2 separate regions of the Homo sapiens genome follow, and region 2 is linked to region 1. Evidence: chromatin loops called from intact Hi-C (ENCODE). Cell type or tissue: Caco-2. All regions are shown on one strand. Each heading gives the region's core, and the rest is flanking DNA. Links, peaks and the distances in the headings are about the cores only. Region 1 overlaps C11orf65 (chromosome 11 open reading frame 65). Region 2 overlaps EXPH5 (exophilin 5).

Region 1 (5,383 bases), core at 196-5,195:
AACTTCCTCTAATTAATAATATCTACAAGAAACATACACCTAATATCATACTTAATGGTGAGAAACTAAATGTTTTCCTACAAAGATGTCCCCTCACCTTTTCTATTCAACATCACACTGGAAGTCCTAGCTAATGCAATAAGACAAGAAAAGGAAATGAAAAGTATACAGATTGAGAAGGGAGAAAAAGAACTGTCTTTGTTCTCAGATGACATGATTGTCTATGTTAAAAAATCCCAATGAATCACAAGGTTAATATACTAATCAACTGCTTTATTATATACCAGCAATAAGCAACCAGAATTTGAAATTTTAAAACACATTGTCATTTATATCAGCACGCAAAAAAGTAAAATACTTAGGTATAAATCTAACAAAATATATAAAAATCGATATGAGGGAAACTACAAGACCGTGATGAAGGAAATCAAAGAAGATTTAAATGAATGGAGAGATATTCCATACACCCGAATAGGAAGACTCAATATTGTCAAGATGTCTGTTCTTCCCATCTTTCTGGATCTATAGATTCAATGCAATCTCAATCAAAATCCCAGGAACTTATTTTGTGTATAAGGACAAACTGATTATAAATTTTAAGTGGAAAGGCAAAAGACCCAGAATAGCCACTATAATATTTCAGGTGAACAACAAAGTTGGAGAATTGACACCACCCAACTTCAAGACTTACCACGAAACTACAATAATCAAGACACTGTGGTACTGGTGAAAGAATACACAAATAAATCAATGCAACAGAAGACAGAGCCCAGAAATAGACCCACACAAACAGTTAACTATTCTCTGACAAAGGGGCAAAGGCAATTTAGTGACAAAAGAATAGTCTTCAACAAATGGTGCTGGAACACCATTTGGACATTGCGGGAATCCACGTTCAAGAAAAAAAAAATCTAGACAAAGATCTTACACCTTTCACAAAACAGTAACTAAAACTGGATCATAACTTAAATGTAAAATGCAAAACTATATAACTCTTAGAAGATAACATAGGAGGAAATCTAGGTGAGCTTGGGTTTGGTGATGACTTTTTAGATATAACACCAAAAGCATAATAGATATGACGGACTTCATTAAAAAGTTGTACTCAATGAAAGACATTAAGATAATGAAAAGACAGGTCATAAACTGGGAAGAAAATACTTGCAAAACACATATCTGATAAAGGGCTGGTATTTAAAATATACAAAGAACTCTTTAACCTTCACTATAAGAAAACAAACAACCTGAATTAAAAATGGGCAAAGGACCTGTAAAGCTATCTTCACTAAAGAAGATATACAGACGATACATAAGCATATGAAAAGATGGTCAACGTTGTATGTCATTAAGGAATTACAAATTAAAACAACAATGAGGGCCCGGGCATGGTGGCTCAAGCCTGCAATCACAACACTTTGGGAGGCTGAGGCAGGTGGATCACTTGAGGTCAGGAGTTTGAGACCAGCCATGGCTAACATGGTGAAACCCCGTCTCTACTAAAAATACAAAAATTAGACGGGCGTGATGGGGTGTGAATTCCAGCTACTCGGGACACTGAGGCAGGAGAATCACTTGAACCTGGGAGGCAGAGGTTGCAATGAGCTGAGATTGTGACACTGCACTCCAGCCTGGGCGACAGAAACTCCGTGTCAAAACAACAACAACAACAAAACAAAAACAATGAGATACCTCTATACACCTTTTAGAATGACCAAATTCAAATACTGACAACACTAGATGCTAGCAAGGATGTGGAGTGGTAATTCTTTGCTGGTCGGAATGCAAAATGGCACAGCCACTTTGGAAAAAGTTTGGCAGTTTCTTATTGAACTAAATGTACTCTTACCATAAGATCCATCAATAGAGAATTTAAAAGAACAACAGCAAGAATATAAGTCAAAGGGGATAATGAGAAATAAGTGCATTGTCTGGGAGAAGATAAAAATGCAAATCTATATATGATTTCATAAGTCAAATATGCATGTTGCAATCTCTTGAATAAGTTTAAAAGAATGATAATATATAGAGAAAAATATAAAAAACTCATTCCCATAGAAGGCCATAACATGTTGAAAAAGAACGTAGAACGTCTGAGACATACAGAGAGTAAATAGTAACAGGGTAGATTTAAATCCCCAAACATCAGTAATTACATTACATGTGAATGAAGTAAATGTTCTGACAAAAGACAAAGAGTATCCTACTGGATAAAAAATGTTAGCTAACAACCTGCTGCCAGGTCAGGTGCGGCGGCTCACACCTGTAATCCCAGCACTTTGGGAGGCCGAGGCAGGAGGATTGCCTGAGTTCAGGAGTTTGAAACCAGCCTGGGCAACATGGCAAAATACCATCTCTACTAAAAATACAAAAAATTAGCCGGGCGTGGTGGCACATGCCTGTAATTCCAACTACTGGGGAGGCTGGAGCACAAGAATGCTTGAACCCGGGAGGTGGAGGTTGCAGTGAGCTGAGATAGATAGTGCCACTTCACTCTAGCCTGGGCAACAGAACGAGACTCTGTCTCAAAAAAACAAAAACAAACAAACAAAAAAAAACCTGCTGCCTATAAAAAGACACAGCAAAAATGTAAAGATTCAGAATGTTGGAAGTAAAATGACAGGAAAGATGTACCATGCAAATAAGAGACAGTTGGTGTGCGCATGTTCTCACTCATAATGGGAGTTGAACAATGAGAATGAACACATGGACACAGGGAGGGGAACATCACACTCTGGGGCCTGTCAGCAGGTGGCGGGCTAGGGGAGGGACAGCATTAGGAGAAATACCTAATGTAGATGATGGGTTGATGAGTGCAGCAAACCACCATGGCAAGTGTATACCTATGTAACAAACCTGCACATTCTGCACAAGTATCTCAAAACTTAAAGTATGATAATAAAAAAAGGAAACACAATATTACTGACAGTAAAACTTTCTGATTTGTTAAAAAAAAAAAAAGAGACAGTTGGTGTGGTTGTATTAATACCAGAAATTTGAGACCTTAAGGGACACACTTTATAATGATAAAAGGTTCAATTCAAGAAAGATACAATAATCTGAAGTATTCACTTAATAACATGGTCTCAAATATATACAAACCACCAGAAAAATAGACAAATCTTCAGTCATAGTGGAAGCTTTTAATACATATCTCTCAGTAACTGATAGTATAACTAGACAAAAATATTCAGTAAGGCTATAGAAGATTTGATCAACATAACTGAAAAATTTGACCTAATTGACATCTATGCAATACTATGCTCAATAACTAAAAAATATATATTCTTTTCAAGTACAGATAAAAATTTATAAAAAATAGACAACAGAGGATTGAAAGTACAGCACAATCAAGATAAGGGCTGACAACAAAAAGATAACTGGCTAATTTCCAAATTAAATAACTGAAATAAAGTAGAAATTTTAAAATATTTTGAACTGAATTTGATATGAAAATATGACATATCAAAACTTGTAAGCTGCAGCTAAGACCATTCTTAGATAAAAATTTATGTCCTTAAATACATATACCAGAAAAGGCTACAAGTCAATAAATTCAGCATCCATTTCAAAAAGTTAGAAAAATAACAGCAAACAGAATTCAAAGAAAATATAAAGAAGGAAATAATAAACAGCAGAAAATGATGAGGTAGGACACAAATGAACAACACAAAGAAACAACAAAGCTAAAAATTGTTTTTGGAAAAGACCAATAAAAGTAATAAACTCCAAAGAGACTGCTCAAGAAAAAAAAGAGGAGATGCAAATAACCAATACCAGGAATAAAATAAAGATAACTATTACAGATTCTAAGGCATTAGAAAGATCATAAAAAGTATTATGAATAATTTTAAGCTAATAAATTTGAAAATTTAGATGAAAACTTCCTAGAAAAATACAACTTATCAGAGCTAGCACAAGAAGAAATACAAAATAGAAATAGAACTATAATTCTAAATTGAATGTAATTTAAAATCTTTTCATGGAAAAAACTTCTGGCACAGATGGTTTCATTAGTAAATCCTTACAAAGTACATTTAAGGATGAAAATAACACTCAATGTGAAAAAGAAATTCAGAAAATAAACAGAGTAGAAACATTTCCCAATTTGTTTTAGGAGGCCAGCTAAATGTGATACCAAAATCTGACAGAGACAGTAAATTAGACGTTCTGCAGGAACACAGGTGCAAATATTTATACCAAATATTAGCAAACTAAATTCAGTGATATTTTAAAGGGATAAGATAATCATAACCAAAATGTACCTATTCTAGGAACGCTAAGACGATTTAACATTCAAACAAAAAATAAGAACAAAAGAAAAATTGTATCTCAATTAAAGCAAAAAAGGTCTCATAAAATTTAGCATCTGTTCTTGGATTTCTAAAAAACTCTTGTCTGGGCACAGTGGCTCATGTCTGTAATCCTGGCACTTTCAAAGGCCAAGGCAGGAGGATTGCTTGAGGACAAGAGTTTGAGACCAGTCTGGGCAACATAGGAAGACTCTGTCTCTACAAAAAAAGTTTTAAAAAATTAGCTGGGCATGGTGGCCCACACCTGTGGTCCCAGCTACTTGGGAGGCTGAGGTGGAAGGATCACTTGAGCCCAGGAGGTTGAGGCTGCAGTGAGCTATGATGGCACCAATGCACTCCAGCCTGGGTAACAGAGTGAGACCTGGCCTCTAAAAATAAAATCAAAAAACTCTTTTAGTTCAACAGGAATAGAAGGAAACTTCCTTAATCAGATAAAAGGATTCTATAACAAACAAACAAACAAAAATAGCATACCTCATACTTAATGATGAAATATTGATCCTTTCCCTCTGAAATCCAGAATAAGACAGTGGTTATCACTTCTATTCACCATTACTGAAGGCTCTAGCCAGTGTATAATGGCAAGAAAAAGAAATAAAATGTATCATGTTTGAAAAGGCAAAAACAAAACTCATTGAGGATGACATGATTGTTTATATTGAAAATCCAAAATAATCAATGTACACATTATTAGAATTAATAAATGAGGATTGCAAAGTTGTTGGGAACAAAGCTAATGTGCAAAAATTGATTGTCTTTCTACATAATAGCATCAAAAATAAGAAAATAAAAATTTTGTAATTAACCATTTATAGGAGCATTAAAAAGCAAGTTATAAATCTAGCAAAAGATATGTAAGACCTCTCTATAGAAAACTATAAAGCATTTGTTCAGAGAAAATTTAGAAGAACTAAATAACATTTCAAATTAGGTTTTCCAAAAGAAGATGCTTATATGAAGTTTGAGTGCCACAGGTTTATTAGGGCTCAATACCTATGGAAGAAAGGGGAGGGAAGAAGAACTGGGCAGAAGAAGAGTTGGAACTGCAATGTAAGCCACACAAAGCCTGGGCC
Region 2 (5,383 bases), core at 54-5,053, 130 kb after region 1:
GATCCTCCCACCTTGGCCTCCCAAAGTGCTGGGATTACAGGCATGAACCACGGAGCACAGCCCTTTTTGTCATTCTTTATACATACTACCAAAATAACTGTACCAATATCACTTATGCCAGCAATGTACAAGTCTGCCACTAGGCATCCTTGGAAGACAAGGTATTATTATTTCAAGTATTTTTATTTTTCTAATATTTTGGTGTTACTATTTATAATTGTTAGTAATTATTTTTAAGAATCTTTCTTTGTTTAATAAAATATGTTACATTTCTTTGATAAGAGGAAGGTTTGAACCCTTCCCTTATGTTTGTTTAGTAATTATACTTTGTGACTTGGCAATTGAGCGTTTCGTCAATTTTTAAATCAGTGTCTTGGCTGGGCGCAGTAGCTCATGCCTGTAATCCCAGCACTTTGGGAGGCCAAGGCAGGTGGATCACCTGAGGTCAGTAGTTCAAGACCAGCCTGGCCAACATGGCGAAACACCATCTCTACTAAAAATACAAAATTAGCTGGGCTTGGTGGCGGGTGCCTGTAATCCCAGCTACTGAGGAGGCTGAGGCAGAAGAATCACTTAAACCCAGGAGGCGGAGGTTGCAGTGAGCCGAGATTGCACCACTGCACTCCAGCCTGGGCGACAGAGTGACACTTCATCTTTAAAAAAAAAAAAAAAAAAAAAAAAAAATCAGTGTCTCAGAGTTCTTTACTGGAATAAGAAATGTTTAATTTAAAAACCAGCTCATTTTTCTTATGTGTTTTAAATAAGAAAGTTTTTGACTTTTTTTTCTTTTTTTTGTTATCTTATTGTGATGAGATTGACTTTCATTTTGATTAAATTTTGAATGCTGAGCTGTACAAACCTGACTCTGGCTAAGGCTGTTGGAAGTAAAACATAAATAATCCATGGATATGTTTATGTTAGTATTTGTTTCCTGAAGATAGTGAGAAATGAAATTCAGACAGTAGTGTCATGCAGATACATGAAGGGGGCAAGATTTTGAAGAAATTCAAATATTTTTAAAGCAGAAATATTTTAAGGATAACTCTGGAGATGGCTGTCAGGAAAGTGATGAACAGGTACAGTCATCAGCCAGAATATTCAAGGTTCAGGTAGTCGATAATGGCATTATGTTTACTATTACCAAGGAAGCAACACAGAAATAGTTTTGACCTTTGATGTAAGGGTGACCCAGGAAGGGAAACGATGACATAAAAGTCTAAATTCAAACTCTCTGGGTACGTGTAATTCATCTTCTTAACCCTACACACCCAAGAGCCCTATGAAGTATAGTTTGTACATTGACAATGGTTAACTGAGCTTCTGGTACTAAAAGGAGCAAAACAATTATAAAATCAGTGGTCTAGATTCATTCATTTACTTAAAAAAACTATCAAATACACTCAACATTAGCAAGTAAGAAAAAATTCTAAACATAAAGTGGAAGTGTGGTGACAAAACTTGAGGACAGTACTTTCTATTTCCACTAGCCTCAGTTTGACAAAGATAACATTTGTTTGTAAACAGAATTCAACCAACTTCATAACCAGCCTGCACAACGCTCTTCCTCTTCCATGTGGGCTTGTTATATGTTCAGCACCAACTGGGATGTACCATCCACTTTATGCCAATGAGAACCTCAGGGTTGAGAATGACATACATACAGGGAAATTACTAATACACAGCTTGCTTGCTTAATTAGTCCAGCTTGACTCAACATATCACAAGGGACTGTTGTCTACACTTCTAATTTGTTTTACCCTGAGGCTGATCAACTTGATTAAACTAAATCAGGTCTTTTCTTGCTAGGCCAGAGGCCCAGCCCTCTGTTCCAAGTCAAAATGTCCTTTCTTCATTCACATGAATCCGTCTGTGAAATGCTGCCTTGGATTTCATCCTAGCACCTCTGGAACACACCACTCCTCTTATGTTCCGATTCCTGAGTTAAACTTATTTTTCCTTTATTTCCAGCCTTGAGTTATGACACCCACCTCCCCCTCCTCTTCTTTGTCTTTCCCAACTTAGTCCTTGCTGACCTTTGCTTGTCACTTTTGTTTGACTTTATTCTGAGCAAGGCTTTGTGCCCATCTTTTCTCCAGGACAAATTAATTATGTACTAACCATTTAGAACGTGCTCAGTAAATGATAGCTGTCCATTTATCTCCCGGTCATTGTGTGTAAGTAATCCTTTGGCCCCACTTATCTGCTCCTTGTTAATGATACCCTCCCTGGCCCATTCTTGAGTTACTATCAGGTAGGAGACAGAGCCCAGGAGTAGTGTCAGGTTCTAGCTGGGTGATCTTGGCCAAATATTTAACTTTCTTGGTTTTTCTTTCCCCACTTGTCAAAGAGGAATAAATGATGTGTAGATTGTTTGCAAAGAATTCCTCCACAATTCCCATCATTCCTGGAGGTACACTCCTTGGCAATGTGACTTTTTGCCACTCTTAGGAGGTGGGGTCTCTTTTACCTCTTTCCTAGTGGTTGTAAGGAAAGTGGATGAACAGGTACAGTCAACAGCTGGAAAATTCAAGGTTCGGGTAGTCAGTGATGGCATTGTGTTTACTATTACCAAGGAAGCAAAACAGAAATAGTTCTGGCCTTTGAAGTAAGACTGAGCCAGGACAACTACTGTTAAGAGGCACCTCCTTTCACCTCCTCCTGGAATCTGGGCCAGACTTGCACTTGCTAAGACCAATAGAATATGGTGGAAGTGAAACTGAGACTTCTGAGTCCAGGCCTCAATGGATCTTATAGCTTCTGCTCTCTTCCTCTTGGGATCTTGAGACTTCTGTATAAGGAAGCTTGGGTTAGTCTCCTTGAGGATGAGACCATACACAGAAAGAGGCCTGGCAGAGAGCCATTGCCAACTACCCAACATGTGGGTGAAGGCATCTTAGACCATCCAGACCCAGCCAAGCTGTCATAGTGGTGCCCAATGAGTGATCCCCGGCAACCCACCCAGCTGAGCCCAGACCAAATGGCTAGCCCACGGAATGGTAAGCTAATAAACAGAAGTAGTTTTAAGCCTTTAAATTTTGGGGTGAGACTGGGAGCAGTGGCTCACATCTGAAATCCCATCACTTTGGGAGACCGAGGCAGACGGATCATTTGAGGCCAGGAGTTCGAGACCAGCCTAGCTAACATGGAGAAATGCTGTCTCTACTAAAAATATAAAAATTAGCTGGGCGTGGTGGTGCATGCTTGTAATCCCAGCTACTCGGGAGGCTGAGGCAGGAGAATTGCTTGAACCTGGGAGGCAGAGGTTGCAGTGAGCCAAGATTATGCCACTGCACTCCAGCCTGGGCAACAGAGTGAGACTTCGTCTCAAAAAATAAATAAATAAATAAATAAAAAATAAAAATAAAATTTGGGGTGGTTCGTTATGTACAAATTGAAAAAAACATGGATACAGATGAGGTTATCTTGAAGACATCTTCCAGTCTAAAATCTATGGTCAGAAAAGCCTCAACATTCCTACATCACATCCAAATCATTGGGAAATCTTATAAAGCCGAAAGAGGTCTCCAGATATAATCTGGCCAAACACCCTGTCTTCGGGTGAAATCATACCAATAAAAAATAATAACCGATGATATGAACTGAGCTCTTGCCATCTGCCGGATTTTGCAGTTCTTATTGCCAATCCTCACCCTAACACTGCTCCAGCATCGTCCTCATTTACAGAGAGGACATGGAAGTTCTGCTGGAGCTGCCGAACTGAGACGCGAACCCACACGCCTCTGAGTCTAAAACCCATGTTCTCCTAACCGTGTATCTCATTGTCTGTGGGTATTATTAACCCCACTAAGAAACAATGCAATTGATACAAACTTACAGTGACTTTTGCCAATTAAACAGGCAGTAATGAGAATTCAAATATGATTGAAGAGAGAGCAGTTATGCAAGTTTGAAAACAAACAATTCCCTAAGCCAGGAATAGCTTCCATTTTCTTGTCAGAAAAATCTCAAATGTTTCTCAGAATAGTTCCCTTTATCAGCTCCTCTTGCCAAAGGCATCCATTCCTCTTTTTGATGTTCTCACTTCTCTGTTTATCTCCTCTCTGACATCTCTGACATTTCTCCTTCACTTTTCTTACTCCCTTGCTTCTGTATACACATTGTTTTTTTTCTTTTACAGCTGATCTTCGCGGACCTGACCGTCTTGTTACACCTCGTTCTCCTTCCAGGCAGCTAAGCACCCCAATCTCTGTCAACCCTCCACTCCTTAAGGACATCTTGCCAAATAGTCCCTTGATCTCCTACAAGTTCAGCCATCAGCCAACCCCAGAATGAAGTTTCCAATTACATCAAATCCTGTGAAAGTGACTTTGTCCTTTGATTTGCAGATCAAAGCAGTATTAAAGTTTTCCTCCCACGCAGGAATCCAAACATAATTTTGTCATATTGCCCAGCAACCACAACACAAGGAAAAGCACAAATGGAGAGGATGGGGCAGGAACTGTATCCCGAGTCAGAGCTTAAACGTCGGGCCAGTGTCATAATGGAAGACGGATCAGGATGTCCAAGCAAGAGCCTTTTCCAAACCCTGAAGCCCCAAGAGACTCACCATCTGGGGAAAGTGTGGCCTTTTGTTCTCCTACTTTAGAAAGGCGATACTTCCAGGTAATAGGTTTCTTATCACTCACCCTCCAGGGAAAGCTTTAAAACAACTGTTGTGTGTTCCCAATCAGAAAGAGGCAGAGTGAAGGAAGAGAAAGCCCTGTGGTTCAGTGGCTGCACCAGTAGCTTTATCATCCGGGGCCTGGTCTCTCTCCCTGTTGATCTTCTGAAAAGATTGTTATTTGAGAGCCTTTGTCGCTGACATCAGAGCCTGCTCTTTGGTTCAGCCCACGGCCAAGACTCAGGGAGGGGCAAGGATTAGAAAAAGCAAGCAAGTATATTGAAAAATGTGTTCTTTTCATAAGGGTAAAGTTAAATCATACACGGAAGTCTGAAGGAAGGGAAGCTCAGATAAGGAAAAGTGGTAAACTTTATAAAGTAAGCAAGCAACAACAACAGTAACAGCAACAGCCCTTTAGGACTCAAAGAGAGGCAACAAAATAATGGCACCAGCTTTTAAGCCAAGCTGGATAATAAAGCCCACTTCAACTCCGTGAATGGCTGTGATAGAGACTGCCTACTCTACGATAAAAAGCAATATTTTCTGTATTTAAAAAATTGACCATTGTATGGTAGCTCATGTCTGTAATCCCAGAGCCTTTGGGAGGCCAAGGTGGAAGGATTACTTGAGCCCAGGAGTTTGAGACCAGCAACGTACTGAGACTCCGTCTCTACAAAAAACCCCAAACAAACAAAACTAGCTGGGCTTGCTAGTGTGTGCCTGTAATCCCAACTATTCAAGAGACTGAGGTGGGAGAATCTG

The links. Hi-C counts contacts between places; a loop is a spot of excess contacts. Peaks named below come from ENCODE experiments on the same cell type or tissue, not always from the same donor. Only the 100,000 strongest peaks of a DNase experiment are listed, where the experiment ranks them.
Region 2: a loop joins it to region 1, with 2.7 times the contacts of the local background. A loop is called at or near these places in 1 of 110 quality-filtered maps.

Annotation. Positions count from the first base shown.
Region 1 is chr11:108,415,023-108,420,405 of GRCh38, forward strand. The region is part of intron 3 of C11orf65 (chromosome 11 open reading frame 65); the gene reads right to left. Among named protein-coding and RNA genes, the nearest start is that of C11orf65, 50 kb to the right of the region's middle. In Caco-2, for the core only: a CTCF peak has its summit at 2,719 (motif pointing right); a DNase peak (open chromatin) is centred at 2,749.
Region 2 is chr11:108,547,453-108,552,835 of GRCh38, forward strand. All of the region lies in intron 1 of EXPH5 (exophilin 5), which reads right to left. Among named protein-coding and RNA genes, the nearest start is that of EXPH5, 44 kb to the right of the region's middle. In Caco-2, for the core only: no CTCF peak of the experiment used is centred there; a DNase peak (open chromatin) is centred at 2,239.